Linked DNA regions of Homo sapiens: all the other regions are linked to region 1. A link is a contact called in ENCODE Hi-C data. All regions are on one chromosome and are shown on one strand. The core of a region is the stretch at or near the end of the contact, and the rest is flanking DNA. Distances in the headings are between cores, read along the strand shown. Region 1 holds the start of TCERG1 (transcription elongation regulator 1). Region 2 holds the start of RPS14 (ribosomal protein S14). Region 3 holds the start of RBM22 (RNA binding motif protein 22). Region 4 holds the start of DIAPH1 (diaphanous related formin 1). Region 5 holds the start of GNPDA1 (glucosamine-6-phosphate deaminase 1). Region 6 holds the start of ARHGAP26 (Rho GTPase activating protein 26).

Evidence for each region. A loop is a pair of places that touch in the nucleus more often than their neighbours do. Pooled maps may share reads with other maps.
Region 2: a loop to region 1 is called in a map of CD8-positive, alpha-beta T cell, with 8 times the contacts of the local background. The contact joins the promoter of RPS14 here to the promoter of TCERG1 in region 1. A Hi-C loop is called at or near these places in 2 of 168 maps with a recorded cell type or tissue (CD8-positive, alpha-beta T cell and naive thymus-derived CD4-positive, alpha-beta T cell) and 5 of 50 pooled maps.
Region 3: a loop to region 1 is called in a pooled map, with 32 times the contacts of the local background. The contact joins the promoter of RBM22 here to the promoter of TCERG1 in region 1. A Hi-C loop is called at or near these places in 5 of 50 pooled maps.
Region 4: a loop to region 1 is called in a pooled map, with 10 times the contacts of the local background. The contact joins the promoter of DIAPH1 here to the promoter of TCERG1 in region 1. A Hi-C loop is called at or near these places in 7 of 50 pooled maps.
Region 5: a loop to region 1 is called in a pooled map, with 7 times the contacts of the local background. The contact joins the promoter of GNPDA1 here to the promoter of TCERG1 in region 1. A Hi-C loop is called at or near these places in 5 of 50 pooled maps.
Region 6: a map of B cell shows a loop between it and region 1 (13-fold over the local background). The contact joins the promoter of ARHGAP26 here to the promoter of TCERG1 in region 1. A Hi-C loop is called at or near these places in 2 of 168 maps with a recorded cell type or tissue (B cell and CD4-positive, alpha-beta memory T cell) and 8 of 50 pooled maps.

The regions. Positions count from the first base shown.
Region 1 is chr5:146,445,195-146,448,792 of GRCh38, forward strand. It overlaps TCERG1 (transcription elongation regulator 1), which reads left to right and starts at 2,139. Exons shown (of 23, transcript NM_001382548.1): 1 at 2,139-2,214. The coding sequence starts at 2,156. RefSeq lists an enhancer at 1,802-2,509 and a silencer at 2,428-2,507.
Region 2 is chr5:150,448,111-150,452,022 of GRCh38, forward strand. RPS14 (ribosomal protein S14) reads right to left here and starts at 1,629. Exons shown (of 5, transcript NM_005617.4): 1 at 1,593-1,629. RefSeq lists enhancers at 1,146-2,084, 1,698-2,017.
Region 3 is chr5:150,699,451-150,703,393 of GRCh38, forward strand. It overlaps RBM22 (RNA binding motif protein 22), which reads right to left and starts at 1,612. Exons shown (of 11, transcript NM_018047.3): 1 at 1,482-1,612; 2 at 994-1,047. The coding sequence starts at 1,535. RefSeq lists enhancers at 854-1,630, 1,631-2,407.
Region 4 is chr5:141,616,648-141,620,365 of GRCh38, forward strand. It overlaps DIAPH1 (diaphanous related formin 1), which reads right to left and starts at 2,353. Exons shown (of 28, transcript NM_005219.5): 1 at 2,151-2,353. The coding sequence starts at 2,267. RefSeq lists silencers at 1,931-2,127, 1,938-1,987, 2,048-2,707.
Region 5 is chr5:142,011,436-142,015,275 of GRCh38, forward strand. GNPDA1 (glucosamine-6-phosphate deaminase 1) reads right to left here and starts at 1,592. Exons shown (of 7, transcript NM_005471.5): 1 at 1,560-1,592; 2 at 477-606. The coding sequence starts at 600. RefSeq lists silencers at 717-776, 1,448-1,717 and a cis regulatory region at 2,859-3,131.
Region 6 is chr5:142,768,129-142,771,687 of GRCh38, forward strand. It overlaps ARHGAP26 (Rho GTPase activating protein 26), which reads left to right and starts at 2,249. Exons shown (of 23, transcript NM_001135608.3): 1 at 2,249-2,787. The coding sequence starts at 2,634. RefSeq lists silencers at 2,053-2,462, 2,473-2,592 and an enhancer at 2,888-3,559.

The sequences.
Region 1 (3,598 bases), core at 889-3,388:
TAAAATATAATTCACATACAATAAAATTCACCTTTTAAAGTATACGAGTTGGCTGTATGCAGTGGCTCACACCTGTAATCCCAGCACTTTGGGAGGCCAAGGTGGGCAGATCACTTCAGCTCAGGAGTTCAAGACCAGCCTGGCCAACATGGCAAAACCCCGTCTTTACCAAAAATATAAAAAATTAGCTGGATGTGGTGGCGGAGGCCTGTGGGAGCTACTTGGGAGGCTGAAGTGTGAGGATCGCTTGAGCCTGGGAGGCGGAGGTTGCAGTGAGCTGATATCATGCCACTGCACTCCAGCCTGGGTGACAGAGTGACACTCCCTCTCAAAATAAGTAAATAAATAAATAAATAGTATAGAATTCAATGGGTTTTAGTATATTCACAAAGTTGTGCAACCATCAGCGCCAATTCCAGAACATTTTTATCATCCAAAAAGACATTCCATATCCATCAGCAGTCACTTCCAATTCCTCATTCCCCTCTACCTCCTGGAAACCACTGTTCTACTTTCTGTCTGTATGTATTTGCCTGAAATGCAATGCAATTTCATCATATTTCATGTAAATGGAATCATACAACAGGCGGCCTTTTTGTATGTGGCTTTTTATGTCTGAACAATATTTCATTGTACAGTTATACCATGTTTCTTTTTTTTTTGAGACGGAGTCTCGCTCTGTTGCCCAGGCTGGAGTGCAGTGGCGCGATCTCTGCTCACTGCAAGCTCTGCCTCCGGGGTTCACGCCATTCTCCTGCCACAGCCTCCCGAGTAGCTGGGACTACAGGCGCCCGCCACCACGCCGGGCTATTTGTTTTTAGTAGAGACAGGGTTTCACCGTGTGAGCCAGGATGGTCTTGATCTCCTGACCTCGTGATCCGCCCGTCTAGGCCTCCCAAAGTGCTGGGATTACAGGTTTGGGCCACCGCGCCCGGCCTATACCATGCTTCTTAACCATGCATCAGCTGATGGTCATTGGGTTGTTACAATACTTTTTGGCTATTATGAATATTGCTGCTGTGAACATTTGTGCACATGTTTTTATGTGGATCCAATTATTTAGGCTTACAGTATTTAAGAGTGCTGCTTTGCTACTACGCTGACTGGGGTTAAGACCAGGCTCTGCTATTTAGTAGATGTGTGACCTTGGGCAAGTTACTTAACTTCTCTGTGCCTCAAGCTCATCTACAAACAGTGACTATGTTACCCACCTCCTAGCAATTTTTGAATCTTAAAAGAGTTAACGTACCTGACATACTTAGATCCGGGTTTGCTACATGGTTAGGTCCAAGTAAAATTTATCTATTAGTATTATTTTAATATTTTTACGACTTTAATAAAAGGGCTCATCTTCATTGTGCCTTTGAAACCCCAAATCCAAAACTTTTTTTTTTGTTAATTAGAAAAACTAAATAAATATTCAGAATTGTCTGGTATTCTGGGTGTGCTAATTTCAGACAAGCACATTTTGAGATCGAGGGAGACGTGGTTAAGCTGTAAATTGCAAAGAGGCTTGCCTTCGCCAATTTACCTTTCTTAATGCAGCAACTTATAACACCTATTGGCTTGCAACGGTTTAGTATAATTTGGGAGGTATTCTTGTAATTAATAATATATTATTTAATAACATGGATATAGAGCTGAGTGGTGACTTAAGACTCCTGCTACTGTAAAGCTAGGAAATAGCGGCTTTCCACAGCAACTGTGCAATCGGTTTAGGCGCGGCCCAGGTCGATTTTGATTGGCTTGCCCAGTGGAAATGCTCTCCGCCTGAGCTACTACTGGCCAATATGGCTCCACAATTGGCTCTCCTGGAAGCCGACAGACACGTGGCTACCGCAGGCTGAGCCGAACTTGGGAGGACTTAGTTCTGCTTACCGCGAGAGGGCGCCGGCGGTTCCTCACTGCTAAAATCTCATTTCCCATAAAGCCCCCGAGTCACCAATCAACTGGCTGTCTTCATACCGCTTTCAAAGTCGGCGGGCGCCTTGCCCAATAGCAAAGAACATATCGCCCCCATTTCGAAGATTGATGGAAAGTTTGACCAACCGCATCTCAGACTTCTGCTGTCTCCGCCTCTCTCGTTGGGGATTGACGATTTTTCTAGCCAATAGGAGACGTCGGGTCGGCGGGTGGATGAACGCGGCCCTCTGTAATGGCGGAGCGTGGCGGGGACGGGGGCGAGAGTGAACGATTCAACCCGGGGGAGCTCAGGTAAGGAACGCTGCCCTCCTTCACATCTCTGCTCACGAGAGCCCCAGAGGCTAGACGCTAGACCTGCCATGTGGAGATCCGGGGCGGACGGTGGGTAGCGGAGCCGGGCGGCCCGGGCCGGGACCGCATGGGGTTTAAGAAGGGGGAAGGGGAAGGTGGCTTGAATGAGAGCCGGGCCCGGGCTGGGCCAGGGCCTCCTGCGCGTTCCCTGGCTGCTTCCTAGTGCTTTCTTGGGGCCTCGCCGCCTCTCGCGGCCTGCAGCCCTCTGGCCGGGCGCGGTGCTCCCGCCTTTGGGCCCCGCCTCAGCCGCGTGTCGCCTCCGTCTCGGCCGACCTGAGTCTGTCCCCAGGCCGCGCTCCGCTGCGGGCCTGATTTTCCTCATCGACGTCTCTGCACTCCGCAGTTACTTTCCCTGTACCCCTCGCCACTTCTGGCTAAGCCTTCTCCACGCCCTCCGCGGCTCTTTGGGCTCCCCACGTTTGCCCTTTCATTTCATCCCCCTCATTGCTTGCCTTTCTTAACTTCTGTGGCTTTTCTTCCTTTTTTCATCCCTTTATTCCTTATTATCCTGTAGTTGTGAGTAACAACAACAGTAGCAACCCCTTATTAGGCACTTACCGTGTGCCAGTAAACCCTTTACTTAGGTTTGTCTCATTTAATCCTCACAACCACCCTTTGGAGTAGTTGCTATTAACATTTTGCAGGCCACAGACCAGAGGGGTCTTCAGTTGTTACTCGCCCATCTTACAGGTGAGATAACAGCCTCGTGGAGGTTGAGTCAGTAGAATAAGATTGCATAGGCGGATTTGTGGCTCCAGGAAGTGGCTTGAACTCAGGCAGTCAGGTTTCAGAGCCTGCAATCCCAATTGGCGTTCTATTCGTCTACTACTCATGCCATTTCCTTGAACAGTGCAGTGACCTTTTTTTCCCCTGGAACCTCAGTGTCTATGAGTTTGTAATTAAAATTTGGTAAAATGAGAGTGACCTGGAGAAATCTTTTGGTCAGTGGTTTTTGAGGAAAAGAGGTATTATGCTTTATGTGTATTTGGTACTTTGGTTTTTTTCTGTATGGGAGAAATGGCATTTCAGATGTTCAGCTCCCATTCTGAATTGTGCTGTTGTCAACGTTTGAAAATGAAAAAGAGCAGGGTAGATTATGAAGACTCTGTTGATACTGTCTTGAACTTAAGATGAAATTGTGTAAGGAAATGGGTATTGTTATTCAAGGTTTTAGAAGAGGAAAATGCCTTTCAGATTCTGTATGGTCGCACACACAAATCTCCACTTTGGCAGAAATGAAATTTTGTTTTATTTCAGAGATGAATCTGAAATCCTTTAAACTCCATATGTATACAGTATTAATGAGTGATCAAGGTGAATTGTC
Region 2 (3,912 bases), core at 379-2,878, 4.0 Mb after region 1:
TCATGGGGCGAGGGAGCTGCTTGATTCCTGCATGAACTCCTCAGCTTAGAATTCAAGGGACCCTTACCAACACAGCCCTCAAGCCTCTCATCTCCTGTTTTCCTGTGCTCCACCTGATCCCTTCAAAATGTTCAAAAATGCAACTGATTTGACTCCCACAACTATTTAGAACTAAATCTTTGTCACCAACATCAAATATCAAAGGCACTAAAATATATCCAAAAGGCAGGCTAATGGAAAAGACCCATCTCAGAAATCTGATGGGTCCTGAGACTAAATAACTCTAACCTATTATGACCTTCATAATAATTGCAATCATACTGTCACAAGATCTAAGGGAGAGAGAAACTGACAGGAGGAAGGCGGGTGAGAATGAATGAGAAAGTGGAAGGCTAGGATAAGACTGCTTCCGGCCTAAAGCCCCAGGCCTTCTGAACCTCCTGGTGTTCAGAACAATTTAACATTTTCAGAAGACACTAACACTAATCGATATCCTGCAGATGGTGAAGATAGAGAGTGTCTCAGCCTATGGTCACAGTAAAGACAGTGGCAAAACCAAACATAGAAACAACGTGTCCTGACTCCCAGCCCAGCACTCTCTGCCTCCTGCCAAGATGCCTCTACACCACAAATAACTACCCTAGTCTGTCTCAGGTGTTCCTAGATCTCTCCTCTGCCTTCCCTATATAAACTTTAGTTAAGTGTGTGACCACAGTAAGTACTTCAAGTGTAAGTCTTGGGTGTACGAAGTTAAATGTTCCTATCTTCAAATCAGACCAATGAGCACGACCCAGTGCGTTAACTATTGTAAGGAACGCGCCACAGGAGAGAAGCCCAAAGTTCTGCCTCGAGAAGCATAGAAAGGCTCCAGCATATCTCAAATACGTAAGCATGAGTATGTTTCGGCATGATGGCCATTCAGTAAATGCCAATTTGCAGTTTCTCCGTTCCTAACATCCCCTAAAGTAACGAGCAGAGTGGTCATCAGGAGTATATAAACGCAGGGCAAGCGCACAGCAAACATTGGTGCTGGGCCCTGAGCGCCCAGAACTTGCAACGTGCCCGACTCAGCAACGGAAAGAATCGCCCAGATTTAGAAGCATCCAACATAGTGCGAGAGTTTTCCCTGCTTTCCTTCTTTGAATGATCACTACAAACCCATGGGATCGGTGCTATTGTTATTCCTATTTTGCAAACGAGGAAACAAACGAGATTAGGCGTGGGCCTGCGATCACCAAGAAAAAAGTTTGGCGAGGTAGAGGCGGGAGCCCACGTCTGTCCCGGGTTCCCTCAACTACGCTGTGCAGCTCAAACGCGGCCGTGGCCGTGGCCGTATTGCGGGGCCGAGGCCTTAAAAGGCTGGACCCGCACTCACCCTTACTTCACAAGCTCCTCCCTGAAAGCAAAACGGGCCTTCTGAGACCAGGAACGAACTCAATCCCGAGTTGGCCAGGATCCAGGTGGGCCAGCCGCGCGTCTCTTGCCCGGCACCTAGCTCGGTTCCCACGGAAAGACCCCCGTCTCTCGTCCCAAGCCCCACAGGGTCCCCTCGCCGCAGGATGCCCCCCGATTGTCGCGCCCGGGCCTCCTACCTGCACGTCGTCTCCAGACTCCACACCGGAAAGAGAGAGTGGGAGGGGGCGGAGCGACGGGGGTCACTTCCGTGTCCCGGAAGTATACCTCTGAGGTCACGGGGCGAGGTCGGGTTCCGGAAGACGCCGGCATTATTCCTCCCAAAGAGTTTAAGACTCGTCATAAGGAAAGACGGTTTATTACTTAAGGGAGAGCGAAAAGAGGTAGAGGGCTGGTTGTCGCTGCGAGCGGGTCGGCCTAAGCGACAGTACGAAGCGGCTACACCCGCGGGGTGAGGTGGGCCTGTATTCCATGATGGCGGTGGTCGTGGCTAGACAGACTTCCGCCATCCTGACTCCCGCCCTGGCAGCCTTGGAGCGGCAGCGCCCCTTGTGTGGAGCAGGGGAATAACAACAACAAAACGGCCTTAATTAAAGCTAGGGTGGCGCCGGCCTGTGGTCCCAGTTACTCAGGAGGCTGAGGATCGCTTCGTCCAAGTAGTTCGAGGCCAGCCTAGGCAACATAGTCGGGGAAAACACACCGTAATCACTTACTTTGGCATATTATATAATGGGCAAAATAAGAATAAATTATTCAATATGTATTTTCAGACCGGTCTGGGCTAAACAGTTTATATGCATTGCTTCATTTACTCCTCAAGACATTATCAAATAATTTTGATTTCCCTCTTACAGATAAAGGATGTTAACTGAGAGCACACCTTTGCAGAAGGGTTTGGAATTCTAGCTTCAAAGCCCTCGTGTTTAATAGCTACTTCCACATAGCCCTCTAATAACAATATACATGTATATATTTCGACCGAATCTTGTTCTGTAGCCAAGGCTGGAGTGCAGTGGCGCAATCTCGGCTGACCGCAACCTCTGCCTCCCAGGTTCAAGCTATTCTGCCTCAGCCTCCCAAGTAGCTGGGACTACAGGCGCGTGCCACCACGCCCGACAAATTTTTTGTGTGTGTGTATTAGTAGAGACGGGGTTTTACCGTGTTGACTAGGGTGGTCTGGATTTTCTGACCTCGTGATCCACCTGCCTCGGCCTCCCAAAGTGCTGGGATTACAGGCGTGAGCCACCGTGCCCAGCCTCTAATAACAATATTGAAGGACCTTGAAGGCTTGGGAGAATATGTCGGAGCTGTGGGGAAGGGCCAAGAAGTGTACCTCACAGAGCTAGGCAAGCGGTAGATACATTTTATCTATGTACTATATGTAATATTTATATGGAATATATATAGTATTTTTGTATTACATACTATATAAATATTATAAATATATTTTAAATATATAAATATATCCCGTGGCTCCAGCCTGGGTGACACAGCGAGACCCTGTCTCAAAAAAAAAAAAAATTTATTCTGCTAAACTGAAAAACTCAACATACCTTCTTTTTTTTTTTGAGACGGAGTCTGGCTCTTGTTGCCCAGGCTGGAGTGCAGTGACGCCATCTTGGCTCACTGCAAGCTCCGCCTCCTGGGTTCAAGTGATTCTCCTGCCTCATCTCCCGAGTAGCTGGGATTACAGGTGTGCGCCACCACACCCGGCTAATTTTTGTATTTTTAGTAGAGACGGGGTTTCACCATGTTGTCCAGGCTGGTCTCGAACTCCTGCCTCAGGTGATCCACCCGCCTCGGTCTCCCAAAGGGCTGGCATTATAGGCGTGAGCCAATGCACCCAGCCTCAACATACCTTCTCGTTGCATTGCATTTCTTCGATGATGAGTGACGTCAGACATCTCTTTACGGATTGTTTTAACCATTTGCATCTCTTCTGTGAAATGTCTGTATTTTTTGAAGGAGAGGGCTTTTTTGTTTTAATGAGCTTCCCAGTATGTTAGCAGAGACTGGAGTATTGTGGAGTGAGTTCCGCTTTGATTAAGAGTTGTATTAAACAGACCTCCAAACCTCATGTGGCTTCATGGAGGGAGCAAGCCTTGATCTTATGGCTGAAGGCAGCCCACACAATCACCTCAGGACAAATTTTTCCACAGGGAAGCCTATCTTTATCCCAGAAACCATCAAAGTCACTGCTTTCAAACTCCACTTTATTTAATCAACATATTTATTGTTTCTGCAGTTATTAGCTATGGTTCTTTGGGCAAAAATTGTAACCTCTCTGGGCTTCAGTTTTCTCATCTGTGAAATGGGATGATAATAGCATATTTTTATTTTTATTCATTTTTTTTTTTTTTTTTGAGACAGAGTCTCACTGTTGCCTTCCCCTGCCTCAGCCTCCCTAGTAGCTGGGACTACAGGCACACACCACCACACCCGGGTAGTTTTTTTTTTTTTTTTTTGTATTTTTAGTAGAGACGGGGTTTCACCATGTTG
Region 3 (3,943 bases), core at 362-2,861, 4.3 Mb after region 1:
TACTATAACAACATATTATAAGTGATAACATCTCAAGAGTATATGGATCTGGGCTGGGTGGCAGTGGCTCACGCCTGTAATCCCAACACTTTGAGAGGCCAAGGTGGAAGGATTGCTTGAGCCCAGGAGTTCCAGACTAGCCTGGGCAACATAGCGAGATGCTGTCTCTACAGAAAAAAGAAATAGAGTATATGCATCTAATGCTAGGTAAGTGAGTGTCTTTCCACAGCCACAACTCTTAGGTTCATTTTTGGCTCCCAAGTTCACTCCCAAGAACTAACATTCCTAATGCTTTCCACAATCCCTAAATCAGAGAGGATACAGCTGTGGCCCGCCCACTTTACAAAGTTTAGTCAAAAGGTAGCTACTGTAGACTTGTCCTGTGCCAATGCCCGGAATATAGTAAATGTTCTGTTTAAACAGAACTATTCAAACATCTTGAACCATTCAAACATCGTGAACATACTAACATATCAACACCTCTACGACTACACAATAATACAGCCCTAACCTTATTATTGTTAACTGGTTCTAATTTTACCCTAGTTTGTAACAAAGGGGGAATGCTTACTTTAAAGAGATAAAGTACACTGGCCAAAAGGCATTTGACCAGGATTCAGGAAACCTAGTTTCTAGTTCTGGTTCTCCTCCTATCATGCTGACATTCCTAGAGCCAGAATATGTGAACTTAAATCCCAGCTCCATTCCTTACTATTGTATGAAAAGACACAAACGCTCTCACCTTCTGGTCAACAGACCTATTTCCTAGGTAAATGCTCAACAAATACTAGCTATCGTTATTACCCCTACATTACAGGAGTGTTACCGGATTCGTAAGAGAATACACATGACAGTTCTTTGCAAGTCGTCCAGCACTTCGCGTTAGTAAAAGAGCATCATTTTTTCTGCTTGTCTAAGAGAAACACTTCACAGTGTGCAAGTACCACAACATCGACAGGACATGAATAACTCGTTTCACACGCGATCACTCACCATTCGGATATATGGGTTTTCTCCAAGACATGTCTGGCACAGAATGGGGAAGTCCTGGTGAAAATGGGAAATCTGGTTGAGGACCACCCTCCGAAGACCCTGACACCTCAGTGACACTTGGGGTGGCGAGGGGGCGGGAAGCGAGGGTGGGGAACTAGGCACGGCAGGAACCCGAAGTCCATCACGACCCGATCGCGGGAGGGGGCGCTGTCTGCACTTCCGGCAGGCGGCGGGAGAAAAGAAAACCAGCTCTAATAGGCTGGAGGGGGCAGGGATGGAAAGGGTGCTGGTCCCGGGACCCTGGCTAAGCCCCCTCCCTTCAAGCCCGCAGGAGGATCGCCCTCCGCCCTCCTGCTCCGGCCAAGCTAGGCCGCCGCGCTGGCTCCTCCCCGGTATTCCTTCGGCCGCGCCGCAGGCCCTGTCCTGCCAGCTTGCAAGGTGCGCGGCTTCGCCTCCTCCTTCCATCCTCCTCCGGCAGGCACACTCACCGCATCCTCCCAGTTCTGCCTGTTGTAGGTGTTGGAACCCAGAGAGGTCGCCATCTTGAGAGCGTCCGGAGGTAGCTGTAGCTTCCGAATTGGGAGAGAGGACCGCCACAATCCCGTCAAGCCCCGAGGCTAGCGCCGCGCCGGTCGGCGTCTTATTTACGCGTCTAGGGCTTCTTCCGGGGCGGGGCCTTTGCGTCATGACGTCGCCCGCTCTTGGAATTTCTAAGCTTAACAATTGGGGTCCTGGTATAATGCACCTGGATGCTTCCTTCGAGTTTTTGCCTGCTTGGAATGAAGGGCCACACGTACAGTTGATTCATTTAACAATTGGGCGAAAGAATAAAGGAAGACGTAATGCATCAGAGGCTGGGGTTAAAATAGCGTTCGCTACCACTGAGGCGCTTATTATGCCAAACTCTGGGCGAACGTCTTGCGGTTCCAGTGTCTTATTTATTCGCATAACCTCTCTGTAGGGCTCTCTGTAGGGCTGCCAGATTCTGATTCTGTCTCTCTCTCTCTCTCTCTCTCTCTCTCTCTCTCTCTGTCACTCACACACACACATGCACACACACACACGCACGAATTACAGAACGTCTAAAGTTGAATTTCAGATTAACGGCGAATCGCTTTTTAATTATAAATATATATGGTACCTACTCGTCCTAAAGTAGGATTCGTGGTTGACCTGAAATTCACATCACTTAACCAATCGTCCTGTATTTTATCTGGTAACTCTACCCTGTAGGCAAGTATGATGATCCCTCTTTTATAGAAAAGAAAACAGGTTTAGAGAGATTAACCTAATCTCTCCTGATATAGCTCCTGGTTGTGGAGCTAAAAAGTGGTGAAGCCACAAATTCATTAGTACTGTTTCATTTCCAGCTTCTGAAATGACAAGGGTCTTACGAATCAACATATGCATTATTTGATTTTTGGAATAACTCATAACCACTCTGCCAATATTTTATGAGTTTCAAGCCATTCTGGTACCACTTTCATACTTACCGTGTCATCAAGCTACCTAACACATTTATTTAAATCACCTCATTAAAAAAAAAAGTTGATTTAAAGTATAATTTACATAAAGTTTTATCCTTTTTAGTTTTGAATTTTGTACATACATTCACTTACAGTCAAATATGGAATTGTCTGTCATCCCCAAAGTTCCCTTGTTTCTGTAGTTAGTCCACTTATCCCATACTCAAACCATGGCAATCACTAATTTGTGTTCTGTCCCTAGTTTTGCCTTTTCCAGAATGTCACATAAGTGGAATCCTATATATCCTTTTGGATCTGATATTTTTTCACTTAGTATTTTGTAGTTGAGATTCATCCATATTATTACATGTATCAATAATTTCTTCCTTTGTATTACTGAGTAGAATTCCATTGTATGGATATATCATACAATTCACTTGCCAGTTGCTGGATATTTGGGTTGTTCCCAGATTTTAGTGAATATAAATAAAACCATTATAAACATTCACATACAGATCGTTGTATGGACATTGGTTTTCATTTTGCTTGTGTAAATGCCTTAGAGTGAGATTATTTGATCATATGGTAAGTATATCTTTTCCTTTATAAGAAAGTCCTTGGGTTTATCTGAGCTTCTTGGATCTGTGATTTGTTGTCTTTTATTATATTTGGAAAATTCTCAAGTATCATCTCTTCAGACTGTCTTCTGCCTGGTTTCTACATCTGTGACTCCAATTTCACATGCCTTGTGAGGAGTGCAAGGTCAGAAATAACAGAGTCCACGTACATTTGTGTTTTTCCACAATGCCAGACTTTTACTGATGCTATTTCAATCACAAAAGCCACGAACTACATGGAGTTTCCAAGAAAGCAATTCTCCTTAGTACTTCCCACTCACTCAGCACTCAGAGTCTTGGACACACAGGCTCAAGGCACTCCACAGGTCAATCAATATTGCAAATCATGCATAATGGTATACTTAATCAACATATATATTATAGAGTGAACATTCCACAAACAAAATAACATTTAACATTAAGAGAAAAGAGATAGGACCCTTTTCTCCTTTAAGTCTGGAGCCCTCAGAATCATCTCCTTTCCTTCCTTTTTCCCTCTTTCCTCCCCCAATTTATTTTTTAATCTTTGTGGGACATGACTTCTAGGAATGAGCCTTCCTAGCAACATGGAACATGACTTCCTAGGAATGAGCCTTCCTAGTAACGTGAGACCTGAATTTCCTGGAATAAACCATCCTAGCGACAAGAAACCAGCTCAAAAAAGGAGGAAAAAGCGAACTGAGGCCAGGAACACATATTCCTTTTAAAATGCTTTCTCCAAAAGATGTTAAAGAAAAAAAGGGGGAAATGTGAAAGGAAATTAAATCTTGGGACCCCAGACTCATTAAGCCAAAGGGAAAAGTCAAGCTGGGAAGTGGGTCACACAAACCTGCCTCCCGCTTTTGGTTCCTAAATAAGATGGCTACA
Region 4 (3,718 bases), core at 1,103-3,602, 4.8 Mb before region 1:
TGATGCCTTGAGATAGGTTACATTTGGCAATAAAAGGGTTAAGCAGCACTACTTTCCTAGAAACCTTCCAATTCCGTAGCTACTAATGCAATTTTCCTCATTACCTGAGCTATTTAGTTTTAAAAATTCAGCAGATTAAGGGTTAAGACTAACACCGCAGAAAGAAAAGAGAACTTGGTTCAGCTCCATCCTCTCTAAAGCAAATACCTACAACCCTGAGCCAAATCCATTAAACATATAGAAGACTTCATGGACATTCCAAAAGACAGGTGAAAAGGGGTTGAGCTTCCTCAGGTTTCTCACCTTACAGTACCACACACATAGTAGACTTCACAAGTTCGTGAAATAATTGTTAGATAAAATAGAGTACATATAAAATTCTACTCAAGACATGAAAACAAGTCACTGAGGTCACCACAAGTCAGCAGCAATAGCTGGAATTTGGGTGAGGAAGGTCAAACAGTACTCATGGAAATAAAATCAAAACAAAAAGATACAGAAATAGAAGGAATATGAGCCCTAGAACTTAAGTTTTGGAAGGAAAGCTAACGGGGGGGAGGGGTCAATTCTTATCCTAAAGAAACATACAAAAATGCTGCTTTAGTCACCAAAGAAGGAGGGGGTGTCAATACCCTTAACCTTATATTTCTAGGGGGGGAAAAAAAGATGTTCACCAGATAAAAACAGATGGTTACTGACATCTCAGATATCACTGGAAAGGGCAGTCCAGGAGCACTTGGTCTTGCTAGAAATAGGAAGAGATGAGTCACTATTTTAATTCTATTTAGAATTAAACATCTAACCCTCCAGGGTTAACATCTCAACCCTCTAGGTCATAAAACAACATTTTCTTCCTGTTTCCATCGCTTTATCAGTTTTCTTCCCAAATTTGTGGAGCTGGGTCAAAATGTTGGGAGGTGGGACTAAGAGTTACAAGCCATTTGTTTAGTAGAAAGATACACTAGTGTAAGGGCATAAATACCTGGAAGAGAAGACAAAAGAGCTACAGTTATAACTAGCTATTATAATGATCATCAATATCCAAGACTTTTCCTCTCCTGGACAGTGCCCCGTATCTTACAAAGCTTTTATAGCAAAAAAGCAACCAAACGGCTCCCTGGAGAGAGGCGTTGGTGTGGGCAAAAGGTAATGAAATATGATAGGGTTACATGTATATCACTATTCCTTCACTCGGATTGAAAGTAACTGGCACTTGAGGAAAGCTTACTCTTCTACAGGCACGCAAAGGGAAGCCGATAGTCGCCTTGGGGCACAAGAGGCAGTAGAAAAGGAGTAGAGGAGACGGTTATCATGGGAAATGTATAAAAAACAATTCAATTACAAACTTCTTGAACTCGCAGTCCAACTTTCTTCCCACAGGAGAGGTTTATCACCATCCTAGGTCAAGAAGGGCACAATCATGAGAGTTCTAATCCTCTGAAAAGTGATAAGCAACAGGGCAAAGAGAGAGGTTCTCTGGAGAGAGGAATACTGGTAAACAAATAAACGTCATGCCCCAGTGACCATAGGACCTGGGCAGGAGCCCATTCCTGTAATCGCAAGGACAAACGTCCAAAGAAGGAGTTGGGGGTAGGGCTCAAGTCAGGTAACATTCCTCAGGGGAAGGATTATCAAGTGACACCGGGCGGAGGGCCCACGGGGGACTGGGCGGGAGGAAAGTTAGCAGGTAAAAAGGATGAATCATGGAGAAGGAAGTGACCTTTAGGAGAAGGAAATACGAGAATACCAAAAAAGGTGTAAGGTTAAGAAGAGAAAATGGACCCAGAAGAGGGGACCAAAAAAGAGGAGGCGTGTTCGGGTACTGGAGGAAGAAGAAAGGAAGTGAGGCTGAGAGGGGAGAGACGGGGCTGAGAGCCGGCCGGGGATATGCGGGCGGGAGGGCAGAATGTAAGGGCTGGGGAACGAGGGAAGCCCCGAGGTGGCCGGGGCAAGAGCCGGGTGGGATTCCGGGGCTTCCCGAGGTCCCGAAGGGAGAGGATGTCGGGCTGCAGAGCTGCGGACCGAGCGAAACGAGGAAGGAAGGCGCGGGGGCGGCTCCCCAAAGCCGGGCAGGCGCCCCAGGGGCCGGCTGCAGGGGTCCAGAGGGCGGTTACGGGGCCAGGCAGGAGCGGGATGGGAGGGACACTCACAAATTTCTTAGATTTGCCGCCGTCGCCGCCCGCCGAGGGCAGCTCATCTGGGCTCCGGCCCTTCTTCTTGTCCCGGGTCCCGCGGCCGGGCCCCAGGCTCCCGCCGGGCGGCTCCATGTCCCGGTTCACGCTGGCCGGCGACCCCGCGCCTACGCCGCTCCCGCCTGGCAGCTCCGCGCCCGCCGCCGCCCAGTCGCTCTTTAGCCAGCCGCCGCGCCCCGCCTCATTAGCATGCCGGGCTGCGCGCGCCTCATGAATATACAACGACGACGCCTCGCTCCCGCCCGCCTGCCCCACTTCCGCCCGGACCCGCAGCCCCTACCAATGGGGGAAGGGAGAGGGGCGGAGGGAAGCCGCGGAAGCGCGCTACCTGCCCAGCGGACCTAACCATTCGGACCCACGTGGGGGGGGGTGGTGAGTGGGCGGTGCAGCTCTCCGCGGCCGCGGCGGAGAGCACCGCCCCCTGGCGGTTGGAGCAGCGCAGGCCTCTGGCTCCCACGCAGCGCCCACGTGGCTGTACAGCCTGACAGCCTGGACCCTCTCACATCCCAGACCAAAAATCGCGTGAGACCATTATCCTGGCAGAAAATTAGTGACAGGTTTTCCAAGAGAATGCAGTTTTCAATGTGTGCAATACCCATGGAACACATGAAAAAAATTATAGTGATAGCCACCATGTTTTGAAAGCAAGGTAGCAAGAACAGAGCTCGGTCCAGGGCAAGCACTAGACTAAACCAGACTCGCTCTGGAGTTTAATTTCCTAGTTCGAATTCCAGGTTAGGTACCATCTAATTGTTTCTAATCAGGACAAACTAATTATTGCCAACATGTGCCTAAACAGCAATAACAGTTACCACTTAACCATGCCCTTTGCTCTCTGCTAGGCACTAGGCAAACACTCTACATGTATTTTTCTAAGTCCCCACAGTCCCATGTGATAGATTCTGCTAGCCTCACCATTTTATAAATAGTAAATTTGGACTTTTGAGAGTTGAAGTGACTTGCCCAAGAACGCATAATTGATATAAAATTTAAACCCAGCTTAGTCTGATTTGCTGCCAAACCCTATGTTTAACCAGGATTCCCCACTGACATAAACCAAACATGAGTGAAAAGAATGAGTATTCTCCAAGAGTATATTCTTTGCTCTTCTAGCATGACTTTCTCCCTAAGCAATTTCATCCATTCTCCCAGCTACATCTGTCCCTTGTGTGACAGTTACGTGGCTACCAGTCGGCCTTCACAATATGGACTGAATATTCTTGACCACAGCTAGCAAGATTTCAAGCATAAGTTCCTGAAGGGCAGAGTCAGTGACTTACTTACTCTAGAGCCCCAGTACCTAGTCAAGGGCCTGAGATATACCAGGGACTCTGCCAAGCTGGCTGGCTCCTAAATTTGGCATTCATCTCTCTTGTGGTCCAGACCTTCTGATGGTGATCGGATAGAATGTTACATAGAGCTGTCCATCCCATACTTCAAACTTGACTTAGTGCTGAGCTTTCCAGACATTTTGTCTAAAAAGTCCAAAAGCTACTTTCTAAGCTAGTGTTGAGAACAGACAGAAT
Region 5 (3,840 bases), core at 342-2,841, 4.4 Mb before region 1:
AAAGAAATTAGAACTGTTTTTTATTTAGGTCCTGTGTTTAATTAAGCCTTACAGAAAATTACCTAAGTGACTATCTTTTCAATTCTCCCAAGGATGGTACTTAGCTGGTACCCCTCTAGATGCAGAGAAGAGAAATTAATTCATTACATAAAATGAATGCCTTAGGGTATCAGGACTTAATTCTGTTAAGAAACCCTGGTGGACAGGGCTGACTTAGGATGTAGCCTAAAAATCAAATTCTTCCTGCCAACCAAGATCCCTTCTGCTCCAGGATTCTGCAGGGACAGGCAGCGACTAAACCAACCCATAAGGGAAGCTGGGTCCTTTGTATGTGGAAGGGGCAGGAAGGTGCTCTCTCAGCACCAGTACCCCAGAGCCCCCGTGAAGTCCCTTGGCTGAGTGAGCCGGTGTACCTGGCCCCTGTTGCCTACTCTCTCCACCCTTATCCACGGCACCCTCTCCATCCAAGAACGCACCAGTGGGGAGCCCCAGGGTGAAGTACTTCTCTGGCCCTGGGTTAAACTGGATGATGCGGTTCCTGATGTATTTAGCCGCCCACTCGCTCGCCTGAGAATAGTGCTCCAGGATGATGAGCTTCATCTTGTCCTGCAGTGGGGGAGAGGGGATGACAGAAAGGAATCAATGGTAAGGGGCAGAGAAAGAGATGGAGGTGGTGGGAGAAGCTTCTCTTACCCAGCAACAATCCCCTTCCCAAGCTGTCTGAGCCAGGAAAAAGGCCTTTCTATTCACAGAGGAGCTAAGAGGCTAGGCCAGTCGTCTCCACCACCCACAGACCACGAGGAGGCGCCACTGGGGGCAGATCTGGGTTCTAATCTCAGCTCCTTCACTTACCACCTGCAGGACCTCGGTCAAAGGACCTAAGTTCTCTCTGAGCCGTTTCCTCCTATGTAAAAATTGGGACAATAGTACCTACTTCACAGACTTCACGACGGGTAATATGAAATGAGAGAATGCATGTAAACAACTTAGTATTTTCTACGTTGGCTGTTACCATCCAGATAGATGCTCGGCTCAGCCCCGCCTCCCTCATCCCTGCCCCTACCGGAACGGGATACCCTACCCCCTCCCCGCCGTCTACCCCAAGACTCTTCCTCCAGAAGTAGAGAGGTCATGGGATCATGCTGGGCCACTAGAGCAGGTGGGGCAATGAGCTCTGCCTGGGGAGCTGTGTGCTCTCTCTGGACTAGCGGAGGGGTCTTCCTACTGGCCCACCTTGCTTTGCGAACCCCTCTGGGTCTTCAGTTTCCCCCAAAGCACAAAAGGGAAAAGGTAATCGCTCCAGAAGGAGGACATTTTGTTCCCCCAGCACTGCGGTTAGTGGGAGTGTGAAGGAAAGAGGCGAAGGTGGCCCGCGCGGTCGTCGGTGGGGTACAGCGTGTCCCCCACCCCCATTACCACCCCATCGCCCCTCCGATCCCTCCTGGAAAATGTGTGAGGGCGGCTCCCCGGGGTCCCGACCCCGAGTGCCGTAGGGCTGGGGCAGCGCTCCGCGCTCCGGCCCGCGAGGAAGGTCCCCGCCAGCCCTGCTACCCACTTACACGGACGCCTCCCGCGGCGGCTGCAGCGACTGCGCCGGCGGCCCGGCCCCGCGCGGGTCACGTGGCTGCGGGTCACGCGGCGCCGCGTGCGCCGCCCGCCGGGCTGACTCAGCTTGGCCGCAGCTACCCGGACCGACTCTCCCAGGTGGAGGAGTTCCGGCCACTCAGTCCCACCTCGGTCCCTGGCCCCGGCAGGCCCTGGAACAGACCTTAAAAAACACTTTCCCTTGGGAGGCGGGGATTCGAGTCTGGTTTGTGTGTGTGTGTGTGCAAGAGGAGGGAGACTTGAGGGGCGCCGGGTCGCCCCCAGGAATACAACCCCCTGGACCTTGGGGCTGGGGCCGGGGGGTTTTAGTGCAGGGGTTGAGCTGGGGGCAGGCAAAGCAGAATCGCTTCCTCAGTCTCCTAGGGTTGGGCCTGGCTCTGCCTTCAGTTTCTTTCTTTGTTTAGATGCCATTTATTTACCCAAGTATTAAAACTTGTGTTGTTTAAAGTACAATTGGGCTTTTTAATGTCCTTTTTTAAAGATCAAACTTTGCAGCATTATATAATAGAGAAAAAGGCAGGCCCCTGGTTTCCCCAACTCCCCACACCAAGATAACCATTGCTTAGTTTAAGAGTACATTCTGAATTGCTTTCTTTGAATATGCTTACACTGTTATTTTACATAAATGGGAACACATACACATGAGGCTTATATATATCAAGGCTCGGATATTTGACCTGCATTATTTCACTTAATCCTTATTAAGCTCCAGTGAGGTAGGTTTGCCGTTACTTTTTAACAGGTGGAGAAACTGACGCTTGGAGAGAAAAATTAACTTGGCCAGAGGCACAAGTGGTTTCCCTTGTGCCTTCAATTCAGGGGGATCTGTCCAAATCCAAAATCCATGCTTTTTACCGCTAGCGGGCACTGCCTCCCAGCTGGTATGACTGGATTTGGGACGCTTCCATATCAGAAAAAGAGATCCATCTTATTCTTTCCAGTCAACATTAGAGTGTTCCAGACTTCTAGGGACACTTGGGAACTTTCCATGCGGAGGCTGGAGGAAGGACTTGAGTGCTGGTCATCAGTAACATCTTCCATTACATAGGGTTTTGCCAGAGCTTTGTGCGCATTATTTCATAGAATCCCGCCCAATCGTCAGATATGATTACCGCCATTTTATTGATGTGGAAACTGGGGATCAAAGGCGTACAGAGACTTGTGATATATGACCTCATAGTCTGACATCCCGGACTTTAGTCAGTGCTAGGGAGCAGTGGTGAGACCTTCTGAATCAGCCTAGTTTTCCTCCAGCAGCAAAAGGCCAAAGGAATCCTGGCTTTATGCCCACGGGACAGGGCCTTCCTCAGTCAGCCGGGTGGCCACGTTCTGCAATTCTGCTGAATCTGCTCACTGTGGACAGCCCCAGGCGCTCACCCAGCCCTTGGGCCCAACTGCAGCTCCAGACCAGCTTGCTAGGGGTAGGCTTCATCTGGTGAGGCCCTGATGAGACCAGATGGTGGAGCTGATACCTTTACAGTGTGGGGGACTTGCTCTTTGCCTCAGTGTTATTTTGTTTTGTTTTGTTTTGTTTTCCAAATCCTGAGAGGCTGTGAATGGCTCGGTGTTGGTGTAGTTTTTGTTTATTTTTAAATTCAGTCAGAAATCTTTTTTTTTTTTTTTTTGAGATGGAGTCTCGCTCTGTTGCCCAGGCTGGAGTACAGTGGTGTGATCTCTGCTCACTGCAACCTCCGCCTCCCGGGTTCAAGCAGTTCTCCTGCCTCAGCCTCCCGGGTAGCTGGGATTACAGATGCCCACCACCATGCCCAGCTAATTTTTGTACTTTTAATAGAGATGGGGTTTCACCATGCTGGCCAGGCTAGTCGTGAACTCCTGACCTCAGGTGATCTGCCCGCCTTGGCCTCCTAAAGTGCTGGGATTACAGGCATGAGCCACCGCCCCCAGCCAGAAATGTTGTCTCAGCTTGAGGACTGCAGATGTTTCACAATGAAGCTCCAACTCCAATCTCCGATCACGTCTGATAACATGGGCCAGGTCTGCAGCATCTGCATCCAGACCTTTCCAGGAGGAGAGTGACTGACTTCTGGTGACTAAGCCCATTTCCCCTGAGTTACCCCTTCTGCAGGGAACCAGTGCAGGGTCTCTGCGAAGCCTGGAGGCTCTTGGATCAGCGTGGGGACTAATCGGAAAGACCTGCATTTCAATTCTGGTCTGGCTAATTTCTGGTTATTTAGTGAGTAATTCAAGCAAATGACTCAACTTCTCCAGGTCTCA
Region 6 (3,559 bases), core at 999-3,498, 3.7 Mb before region 1:
GCAATGGCATTTGTAAACTGTCATGGCAATGGTGGGAGTGTCTCTATGCTAATGAGCAGTGAGGGCAACTAAAAGTGTCTTTTTTCCTTGCCTGCTGGTTTCTGCTGGCTGCTTCACTGAATCCCGTTTGGAATGAATCCTGGTTTGATCAGTGGGGTTGTGATTGGAAAACAAGTCCTGCAGGCCTCTCACCTCACAAGGCTAGGTCATAAAAGGTGATGCACCTTTCTCCTTGTGAGCTGTATATGTTCACACTGGAGCCTTAAGGCTGCCATACTGGGAGGAAGCCTAAACTGGGCCACAGAGAAAGGCCATATGGAGAAGCCCTGAGTCTACCTGAAAAGTGGGATGCCCAGCTAACCATCCACTCCTCCAGCTCCTGTCACCATCCAACTGCAATCACATGAGAGACCTCAAGCCTTTGGCTTCCCTAAATTTCTAACCCACAGAGATTGTGAGAGAAAATAAAATGATTGCTGTTGTCTTAAACCATTAACTTTTGGTATCATTTATTCTGTATTAATAGATAACCAGAACACCTACCTTTAGGTGCTCAAGATAAAGCATTAAACAGATTTACTTTCATAGGGTTTCCATTCTAGATCTTTCTCATCTTTGGCAAGTGAAGAACAATTGTTTTTGGGTTGTAATTATCTATCAGATAGCTGTCTGGACCTGCTATCAAGTCTAAATTTGTAGATACACCTATCAAAGAGATCACATTCACTTATTTATACATTTACTTATTTATTTTACAATTTTTTGTAGAGATGGGGGGGGTCTCGCTGTGTTGCCCAAGATGGTCTTGAACTCTTGACCCCAAGCAATCCTCTCACCTGGCCTCCAAAAGTTATGGATTACAGGTGTGAGCCACCATGCTCCATTTATGAATTTAATACATTAATTGCTTTCTTAATATAGATGGGACACCTCTGACCCCTCCTGAGTGAAAAATCCATGTTCCCAAGCACCCAGGCCTTCTATCCTATCACAAGGCATGGTTATCGCTTGTTTGCTTCCATCTCACCTAATACCACCAGCAGCTAAATTCATTCTGTTATTCATCTTTGTATTCTTACCATCTAGGCTAGTGCCTGCACATAGCAGACCTATTTAAAAAACAAACCAACCCAAACAAACATGAAGCCCCCACGTAGCTGAAGGAGGGCTGCTGGTTCCTAGACATAGAGATAATTTATTCAAGGACAGTCCCTATCCTCCAGGAGTTAACAATTCAGCACTAGACACCCTGTGGGACCCAGCCTGACAAGTGCAACGAGTGAGATGCCAGAATTGAGTCCTGCGGTCGAACAGAGGGACTACAGGGCAACGCACTGGGCGTGGGAGGTGGAGATGGCTCTGGGAAAGGATCCATTCATTTATTCTACATTTATCAATCACCGTAGCACACACAGCACATAGTAAGTGCTCAATATCTGTTATTAAATGCCAGCCACTGTGCTAGGTGCCAGGATGCAACAGCGGACAAGAAAATTGCAGGGGCACTTGCCCTCGTGGGGCTTACCGTGTAGCGAAGGATGACAGGCAGTAGACTGTCATCTTATTATGTAAAATTGTGCTAGATGCAGAGCAGGAAAATAACAGGCGGCTGAAATTCTAGTAATGATGTGAGCTCCTTCGGCTGAGGGGAACCGTGGGCGGGTTCTGAGCAGGAGTGGCCGTGAGGGGGACGGACCGTAGGGGGCGGGAAGACTGCAGGCAAGAGCTGGTAATTTTAAGATGCAAATAACATTTTTCTGCCTGACTGGAAGAGGAGCGTTTGGTCGCTCGGGATTCTCCCGGAGCAGGGGGCTGTATTTTGAGTGTAAAATCGGTTGCCCCGCAGTGCAGGGCAGGCGGTGGTGAACTGCAGCCCTAGTCCCCAGGTTTTTCATGCTTGGCACATCGAGGCTCTTCGGCCCCCAGGACCAGCAGACTCGCCATGCGTGGCTCGGATTCGGGCTGGAGCAGGCGGGCAAGGTAGCGGGGGCGGGTGCACAGCAACGCTCACCCCTAGGTTTCGGGGTCTGCAACGCTGGGAGGGCAAGAGGAGGCGGAGTTTGCGCTGCGGACCTAGGCGTTGGCGAGGGCCACGCCCCCAGCCGCAGACCCTGCCTCCAGGCCCCTTTGATTGGATCAAGACCGCGGAAGGGCCGGGCGTCCTCGGGCGGCCTGAGGGTCGGGCAGGGGAGGGTGCGCTGATTGGCCCGGCGGGGATTAAGTCATCGCTAGCAGGTTCGAGCGGCCCAGACACCGGCGGGGCGGCCGAGGCTGCTGTGAGAGGGCGCTCGAGGCTGCCGAGAGCTAGCTAGCGAAGGAGGCGGGGAGGCGGCGTCTGCACTCGCTCGCCCGCTCGCTCGCTTCCCGGCGCCGCTGCGGGTCCGCGCTGCGTTTCCTGCTCGCGATCCGCTCCGTTGCCCGCGCCCGGAACAGCAGCACCTCGGCCGGGTCCGAGCTCGGTTCGGGAGTCTTGCGCGCCGGCGGACACCGCGCGCGGAGTGAGCCAGCGCCACACCTGTGGAGCCGGCGGCCGTCGGGGGAGCCGGCCGGGGTCCCGCCGCGTGAGTGCTCTGGGCGGCGGGCGGCCCGGGCCCCGGCGGAGGCGCGCCCCCCGGCTGGGCGCCGCGCGCACCATGGGGCTCCCAGCGCTCGAGTTCAGCGACTGCTGCCTCGATAGTCCGCACTTCCGAGAGACGCTCAAGTCGCACGAAGCAGAGCTGGACAAGACCAACAAATTCATCAAGGAGCTCATCAAGGACGGGAAGTCACTCATAAGCGCGCTCAAGAGTGAGTGTCCCGAGCCCCTCGGGGACGCGGCTCCGGGGCGGGAGGAACTGGGAGGTGGCGCTTAGCCCGGGTTGCCCGCGCGTCTGCCGGGTTTCTGCTCCCGGTACACTGGGGGACGGGTGTCGACGCCTCCGAGGCAGGAAGGATACGTAAAGCGGGCGAACCAGCAACCATCAGATGAAGAGAGAGACCCGTCGCTCCGCCTTTTGCGTTCAGGGATGGTCGGGAGGTGACCCAGCGCGGGTGGTGCTCTGGGGCAGCGCGGGTGGGCGTGGGCGTGCGCGGCACGCAGGTGTCCCAGCAGTGGGGCCAGAGTGCCGAGCGCGCCGCAGCCAGCGGGCAGATCCCATCGTGTCCACAGCTCCAGCTCCCTTAGGGGCAGAGTTGCTCAGCCTTGAGTGCCCAACCGTGAGAATGGAGCGTGCCCTGCCGAGGGGGCGCTGCCTCCCCTTGGGAAAAGGTGGGTTGTGACTGCTTCGCTCCCTGTACGCAGCTCCAGCCTAGTCAGGCCGCCGGGTTCCCTGGGTGGAATGCTTGGTTAGCTTGCGATTCCTTGGAGTATTGGCAGCCAGTAATCTCTAAATCTGGAATCAGTACGTGCGCAGGTTCTGATTCTTGTGTTTAGCAGAAGGTGATAGGGGTGGGAGTAGAGAATCAGAGTGTTCCTTTACTCTAAACTGTGGGCGAGGGTTTAAAAATAGAATGTACATATCCCAACTCTCTCCCTCTCCTGCTCCCAAGCTCTCCTTTTTACCTCTTCCGTTATCCTTGT